Regions from separate parts of the Homo sapiens genome. Here region 1 is linked to region 2. The links are chromatin loops, found by intact Hi-C in ENCODE. Cell type or tissue: CD4-positive, alpha-beta T cell. All regions are shown on one strand.

Evidence for each region. A loop is a pair of places that touch in the nucleus more often than their neighbours do. Peaks named below come from ENCODE experiments on the same cell type or tissue, not always from the same donor. Only the 100,000 strongest peaks of a DNase experiment are listed, where the experiment ranks them.
Region 1: it touches region 2 in a loop (1.9-fold over the local background); 1 of 110 quality-filtered maps calls a loop at or near these places.

What each region holds. Positions count from the first base shown.
Region 1 is chr2:160,373,177-160,377,176 of GRCh38, reverse strand. All of the region lies in intron 1 of RBMS1 (RNA binding motif single stranded interacting protein 1), which reads left to right. Among named protein-coding and RNA genes, the nearest start is that of MIR4785, 33 kb to the left of the region's middle. In CD4-positive, alpha-beta T cell, no CTCF peak of the experiment used is centred here; no DNase peak of the experiment used is centred here.
Region 2 is chr2:160,650,817-160,654,816 of GRCh38, reverse strand. No RefSeq gene overlaps it. Among named protein-coding and RNA genes, the nearest start is that of RBMS1, 160 kb to the right of the region's middle. In CD4-positive, alpha-beta T cell, no CTCF peak of the experiment used is centred here; DNase peaks (open chromatin) are centred at 2,376 and 3,896.

The DNA of each region.
Region 1 (4,000 bases), 280 kb after region 2:
GTGCCTATTTATGTATATAGGATGGAGAGGTCAGGCAAAAAGTTAACTTTTGAGGTGGATCTTGGACGAAAATGTTAAAAAAAAAACCCAGCAAGCCCCATTCTCAGGCAGTATAGCTTAGAGACAGCCATCTCTTCCCCTCTATCTTTATTCACACACACAAACATGACTGTTCACACACGCAAACATGACACAGAAATACACAGATTGACCAGGCCCAGTGGCTCATGCCTGTAGTCCCAGCACTTTGAAAGGCTGAGGCAGGAGGATCTCTTGAAGCTGAGTTCAAGAGCAGCCTGGGCAACACAGGCAATAAAGTAAGATCCAGTCTCTACAAAGAAAGTTTTTATTTATTTATTTATTTATTTATTTGATTAGCCAGACGCGATGGCATGCTCCTATTGTCCCAGCTACGTGGGAGGCTGTGACAGGAGGATTACTTGAGCCCAGGAGTTTGAGGGTGTGGTGAGCCATGATTGCACTACTGCATTCCAGCCCATGAGGCAGAGCGAGACTCTGTCTCTTAAAAAAATAAAATAAGATAAATTAAAAAATAAAAAAAAGAAATACATAGACTGATATATAATAGAAGAGCTGTTCTAGTATCACTCACTTTCTCTAATTATTCATATCAGATATAAGCTACTAGATTTTACCATGAGAAAGAAACAAAAGTAGACAGTATTGTTGAGTTATATTAATTCAAAAAATTTTCTCAGTGATGTTTATACACAAAATTACAACATTGTCAGATAAGATTTTATGTTTTTAAGTTATTATTATGGGGAGATTGCAAATACTTGTTCAGTTTCCTGTAAGTACAGATAATGCTTTTTTCTCTAGGGGCTAAATTGTGAAACCCATGGTACTGCAAGGTCATTCACATGTCCCGCTGGATCTAAGAATAAATAAATAAGTTGGTTTTGTGGGAGTATTTTTTTTATAAGCTTACTCATATAAGTTTTCTAACTTAATATTTAATCACCTAATAATACTTTCAGTAAGTTTGTTTAATGTGGAGAAAGTATGTTTTTGAATGGGTATTTTCCACCCTGAGGACTTTACAATCTCAGCGGTAATTCATTACTTACAAGAAATACTAAGATACAGACTGTACTGTAGATAGACTTTAAAAAACAGCTGGGAGGAAGTTGTCAGCCCTGGAATCCTAAATCTACTGGGGTGAGGCAGGAAATGCATTGCAGAGGTATTCTGAACTGTCATGATAAAAGTAATGTTTCACTTCCCCTAGGAAGTTTTCTTTCTTTTTTTTTTTTTTTCCATTTATTTTGAGTAAAAAGTAAAGGAAGAGTTTGCTCTTGTCCCCTTCACAAGGCTCTGTGTTGAGGAAGAAAACTGGCATGGATCTGGAAATTCAAGGAGGAGGAAAACACTGCACACCTGCATTCAGAATTCAGAAGAATAATTAATTTTGCACCTGAAGTTGGGTGGGATTTTGTGTTTACTGCGTTCTAATTACTGTTTGTTTGGGCTGTAATTTATTTATTGTGTTGAATTTTCTTTTAAAGTGGTTTTGGAGCTGTTACAGGGTCCTTTTATATAGAAGAGATTGAATAGAATGTGAAATGTAACTCTTTATACTGATTACACGTTGAAACACAAAGATGGCAGGCTGCTAAGTAACATACAGTCTCTATAGATCTTAAGTTACTATGGTTATTTCAGCTGTAATATTGTTTCTACCTTAAGGATACTCTGGTTTCAGGAGCTCTTTAAGATTGTTTTTTGTTTTACATTTGTTCCTTTAGGCTTCAGTTGTTGTTTTAGGATAGCTTACATATTTAGAATATTTTCTTAGAATCACTTATGACTAAGTCGGGAATCCATGCTGGCCTAAGGGGCATAGGAAAATGGTGCCGCAGTATGATGTCTGTTGGTCTTAAGTTGCACGATGTCACAGAAGTTGGCCTTGGAGTCTGCCAGTTTAACAAACTCTTGCTCCATTTCTCTATTTGGCAGACAGACAAGAGTACTAAAGGTCCTGACTGGGCTCTGTCTTGATATGTCTTATCTGGAGATGGCACTGTCCAGCACTATCCAGAATTTTAGAGTATTTTGGAGCTGGAAGGAAGCTTAGAAATCATCCAGGCTAACCTGCTTATTTCACACGTGAAGACCTGAGCCTTCCAGGGATAATACTCATTCCTGCTCCTGGCCAGGACAAAACTTGAATCTGGATATTCTAACTTTTCCGTTCAATTCCTCCCCCCCACCGTCCCCCGCCCGAGATGTAGTTTCACTCTTGTTGCCCAGGCTGGAGTGCAATGGTGCAATCTCAGCTCACTATAACCTCTGCCTCCTGGGTTCAGATGATTTTCCTGCCTCAGCCTCCCAAGTAGCTGGGATGACAGGCGCCCACCACCACACCTGGCTAATTTTTGCATTTTTAGTAGAGACAGGGTTTCACCATATTGGTCAGGCTGGTCTCGAACTCCCGACCTCAGGTGATCCACCTGCCTTGGCCTCCCAAAGTACTAGGATTACAGGCATGAGCCACCGTGCCCAGCCAATTTTTTTTATTATTATTGTTATAAACATTATTTTTATAGAAGGAAGGGAAGTGTTTTTCTAGTTTTGCATTCTCCAGAAGCCATGCTCTTCATTTACTGTGTTTAAATTCTTTTCTACATGTGAGATTCTGGTAACCTGTGACATCATGTCCACATTCCACCTTGCTTTTTAGGTTCTTCCTACTACCTTTTTAGTACCACCACACTCCTACCCCAACATCAACTTGTGGGAGCTTCCTCTGAACCAACCAGGGTAATTCTCTGGCTTTTGTGAAGAATGATCCTTCCAGTCTATGTCCTTGTTGGTCACTCCTCTTCTTACTCTACCCACCTTTCTTTCAGATTTGCCATTCCTTTTATTGTTTTTGTTTGTTTGTTTGTTTTTGTTTTTGAGACAAGGTCTCGCTCTGTTACCCAGGCTGGAGTGCAGTGGCACAATCACAGCTCACTGCAGCCTTGACCTGGGCTCAAGTGATCCTCTTGTCTCAGCCTTTTCAGTAGCTGGGACTACAGGCGTGTGCCACCAAATTTTTTTTGTAGAGTCAGGGTCCTGCTATGTTATTCAGGTTGGTCTCAACCCCCTGGGCTCAAGTGATCCTCCCACCTTGGCCTCCCAAAGTGCTGGGATTACAGATATGAGCCACCACCCCTTTTATTCTTAATGACATGTCATTTGTATTCAGCTCACTCAGCCATCCACCCCCTCTGTGAAGCCTTCCTCAACCTTTTTGTCCCCTGTCTTTTCATCCTCCCTCCTCCCTGATCTTCCCTTGGTTGAACTCTATTTTTAGAAACTGTACTGTACTACACCATTATAAGCAATGCAATTAAGGGTAGCTAAGGCTGGGAACCCACTCTTAAAAGCTTTTCCTTTCTGATGAATGCATTCTCTGGCAAGGAAATTTTGAAATCATTGCCTTAGTCCCCTTACTTTCTCTTTTGGCCCTCTAGTTTTGTGGTGATTAATTTAAATTTAATGTCTTCAGTCTGGTATCTTCATATTCACACACCCATACCCCTTATAAATGCTGTTACAAAAACTAGATGGAACAAATTGCACAAAAACTCTTGTGTGTTTCCTGGCCCAGAGTTCTCAGTGGGCAACTTGGCGAGTCGCTGGAGTTCTTAGAAGAACTTTTGAAGGAAATAGAACAATTGGGCTGATAAGCATTCAGGAGCACAGAACCAACCCTTAAAAGATACTTGAATGATAAGGAATCTAATGTCTTGATGGGATCTGGAAGGAAATCTCAGTCAGTCATGTTGTATTCAACAATGCAAGTCTTAACTTTAATTCTTTTATCTGAAGCATAAGAAAATGATGGTTTATTCATGAACTTAGGTAAAGAGATTTCTATGTGGAGATTGCAGTTTTACATGCAAGGATCAACTTTGATGGATATCTTTGAGAATTAATTGTGAAACATATTGGGAATTTTTATTTTTAGGTTTTATTGGAATAGTGAAGG
Region 2 (4,000 bases):
GATGACTAAAGTCACAAAAGTTATATAAGTCATATGTGGGAGCCTGCCTGGGAATACTGGGTGCTATAGGCTTAATAAATAATTAATTATTTAAAAAGTCACATCTTCCAAAGAAGATAACATATAGATCTACATGCACAAAACAGCATATGAACAAGAAAAATCTTTAGAAATGCAAACAGAAAAATATTTAAAAGTGCAATTACAGCAGGAGACTTTAAAATCCCTCTTTCCAAGTGGTTTGATTAGTAAGAATAAGAATAAGAATAGGCCAGACGTGGTGGCTCACACCTGTAATCCCAGCACTTTGGGAGGCCAAGGTGGGTGGATCACCTGAATTCGGGAGTTCAAGACCAGCCTGACCAACATGGATAAACCCTGTCTCTACTAAAAATACAAAATTTGCTGGGCGTGGTGTTGCATGCCTATAATCCCAGCTACTCAGGAGGCTGAGGCAGGAGAATTGCATGAACCCAGGAGGCAGAGGTTGTGGTGAGCCGAGATCATGCCATTGCACTCCAGCCTGGGTAACAAGAGCGAAACTCCATCTCAAAAAAAAAAAAGAATAAGAAAAAGGAATTAAACAGTACACTGAATGAGCTCATAATAATATAAGTAGAGATTCTTTAACTAGACAATATCCTTTTTCTTCCTACATGCACATAGCACATTTACAAAATCAATTTTGTACTGGCCAGAAAACAATTGCCCTTAGCAAAAGTTTTAAAACAGAGGCTTTTACAGGCCATATTCTGTAATCATAATCCAATAATATCAGAATAAATCATAAAAATACCCAAACAATTGCACCTACTTGGAAATTAAGACCCATACTCCTAAATAATCCTTGAAAACAAAAGTGGTTGCTAAAAATGGTATGCAGTAGAAGAGACCCGCACCTTGCATGTACACAGCCCTCCCTGAGAGATAAGAAGTCATCCTTCATTCTCATCGGTCATTTTTATCTTTAGCAAAGCATCCACACCTATTCATCTTATCTCCTGGTGTCTGTCTGGGATTGATATTTACTTGTTTATTTATTTATATCACTGATTTGTTCTGTTAAAAATAAACCAGTAATTCAAGAACAAATTAAACTGTCAACTTTTTAAAATCAAATAAAGCATGTGGTTAGTTTTGGTATTTTCAAATATGTAGTTTAATGTAGTTTTATGCATTGAAGTTAATAATGTGAAACACTTAGGGCAGGGCACAGCAGTGTGTCCCACATGCAACATTAGTTATTGTGTTCATACCTCAGTCCCTATCTCCTCAGCTGAGTAGAAAGTCCTCCCTCCCCAGCCCCAACCAACCTGTAGGTTCCTCCCCTAATGTGCTCCAAAGTCTCCCATGGTGCCTTTTTCTCCCTATAGGGCCAGTTCCCATTACTCCCAATTCCTGGAGCTGGAATTTGGACATGTCTCCCTGAAGCTGGAAATACACCAGAGAACGTCTTAGAGCAGCTAGAGCTTCCCACATAGCACTTGGCCCAGCTCCTCCTTTCTAACTGTGCTTGTTGCCTTCTCGACAGAAACACAGGAGGGCCTTCTTTCCAGCTCTCTGAGAAATGGTCAGGAAGTAGAAATGCACAGCCCTCTAATTTCAGGTTCCAATGTCTGCCCAGAGTTCCCAAGCATGTAGGCCTCATGGAAATTACATTCTAATGCAGGAGACAGAAAATAAACACATAAACCGATAATAATATAATAACAGGTAGTGACAAGTGCTATGAAAAACATACAGCAGGATAGACCAATCAGGATCCAGCCAGGAAAACAGTCCAATAAAGAGTATTCCAGGATTTAATATGGGAAATTAGAACAGTGTCAGAAATGCTTAAAGAGCAAACATGACAATAAGGCAAACTGGGAATTTGCAATTGCCTATTGGGCTGGAGAATAAAGGAAAGAAATGGTATTATTGAAGCCCAGAGGCCAAGGCCACTTCGCAGATGCTAGAATCATGGGGGAGATGCAGCCATATCTGGAGATGCCACCCAAAGGAGAGAAAAGGTGAGAAATCTCCTGGGCGTTTCCACTTCCTTCTTTCTCCTCTCCCCCAAAAGAGTAATGACCAAAGTTAACTTGAAGCCAACTGGCAAAGGAGGCTAGGAGATGTGATTTGCAGAGATCAGCCTCCGCAGTAGAGAGAAAGTGGAGGAAGGTGGGGCATGGGTCTGAGATGAGACAGACAAAATCCCAGTTTGCTGATAGAGGGATTGCCAGTGGTGACAGATGATGGGAGGGGACTATTTTAGAGAGGATGGTTAGGAAAGATCTGTGAGGAGCTGACATTTCAGCAGACACCTGAATGAAGTAAGAGAGTAAGTCATCTAAAGATGTGAGGAAACCACACTGGGCAGAGGGAGGAGCCAATGCAGACTCTGAGAAAGGAACTAGCTTGGCACGTTCAAGGAGCAGACAGGAGGCGGATGTGGGTGGCGCAGAATGAGCAAAGGATAAAACAGCAGGAAAGGAGATCAGAGAGATGGAAGAGGCCAGAGCATGCAGGGCCTTCTAGGCCACCACGGCCAGGAACTTGGAGTTAGTGACAAATGTGATGAGAAACCACGAGAATATTTTGCATAATATAGTGATGTGAACTGATCAACATTTTTAAAAGATTATGTTCCTATTGAAAATACAAGTACCTCAGTTGCTGAGCACACACTTGTTCCTGTGAATCTGTGTCGTTCTGCCTCCCATCCTGCCCCTCTGGTGCTATCACAGCAGCCCTGCAGAGCCAGGGTTCAAGGCCTCTTCTCAGAGCCCAAGGAAAATGCTCCTGAGTGTGCCCTTATCTTTGGAAATGACTGGTTGTAGTGAGAGAAAGATAACCTCTGACAGTCTCTGTGTAGCAAGACCACATCTCTGAGAGATGATTCCTGACACTAGTCAGGAAGGCGGAACTAAGTTCACTACATCAGCCAGGGGTCCAGACTGCCCTATCAAGAAAAAGAAAAAAGTCTTTTAAAAAGATTCTGTGTAGGTTGTAAGAAACTTGTAATTCAATGTCCAAAGCCCTCCTACCTTAGCCACTTCCCTGGAAACTCTTACAATTATGGCCCTAAACTCCTCATACAGGATATTTGTCTGGTTCTGCTGAAATATCCAGCCCCAAAGAGCACATCCTCTATTAGTCACATACTAAACTGTTAAGCAGAACATCCCACGACTCCCATCTGGGACTTGCAAGCTTGATACAGCACAATTACAGTGTGGGCATAGTGTTACTTTTTCCAGAGCAGCTCTATCACCACCATTGTCTGTCAAGCAGTCAGATGGAAGCAGGCTTGAGGGGGATGATGACTGAATTTTCCGGGTTCTATCAATAGCAAAGCTGTCTACTAGTTGGGATCAGAACTATGAAAAGGTCAGAAACATTTTAATGAGGAATACAGGTTCTTGGGGGTGAGGAATGCCAGATAGTTCTCTTCCCACCGGAATTCCAGCTACTAGGATTCATTCACCCTGTTCTTTATAGAAAATTAACTGGAATAAAAATATAAAGAAGTTTCATGTGTCAGAAAATATTATTCTCATTATTTTCTTCAACATTTAACAATATAAAAACCACACTTAGAGCCATATAAAAATGAGCAGTGGGTCATTTTTGACCCACTGGTTTGGCCTATGGGCCTCAGTTTACCAACTCCAGCCCCAGGATGGAGTCTAGCAGTTGACAAAACCCTTCCTCCATATAGAAAGCTTCTCATAGCTTGTTTAAATGTGAATGGAAAGCCAGAGATCACTAGACAGGTGAGGAAAGTCTCTAACAGAGGAGTAGGAAACCAAAATTTAAAAACAGCAAAAAAAAAAAAAAAAAAAAAAAAAAAAAAGGAACTTGCAGGGAACAAAACCAATGCAGAGAATAGGAAGAAATCCGCCCCTAGTCACATGGGTCCTCAAAGGGACTCATGAAATGAAAAAGGAGAAGTGTCACAGACAAAAGATCCAGAATCAGAATGCCATTGGATTATTCAACTCCAGCAGTGGAAGCT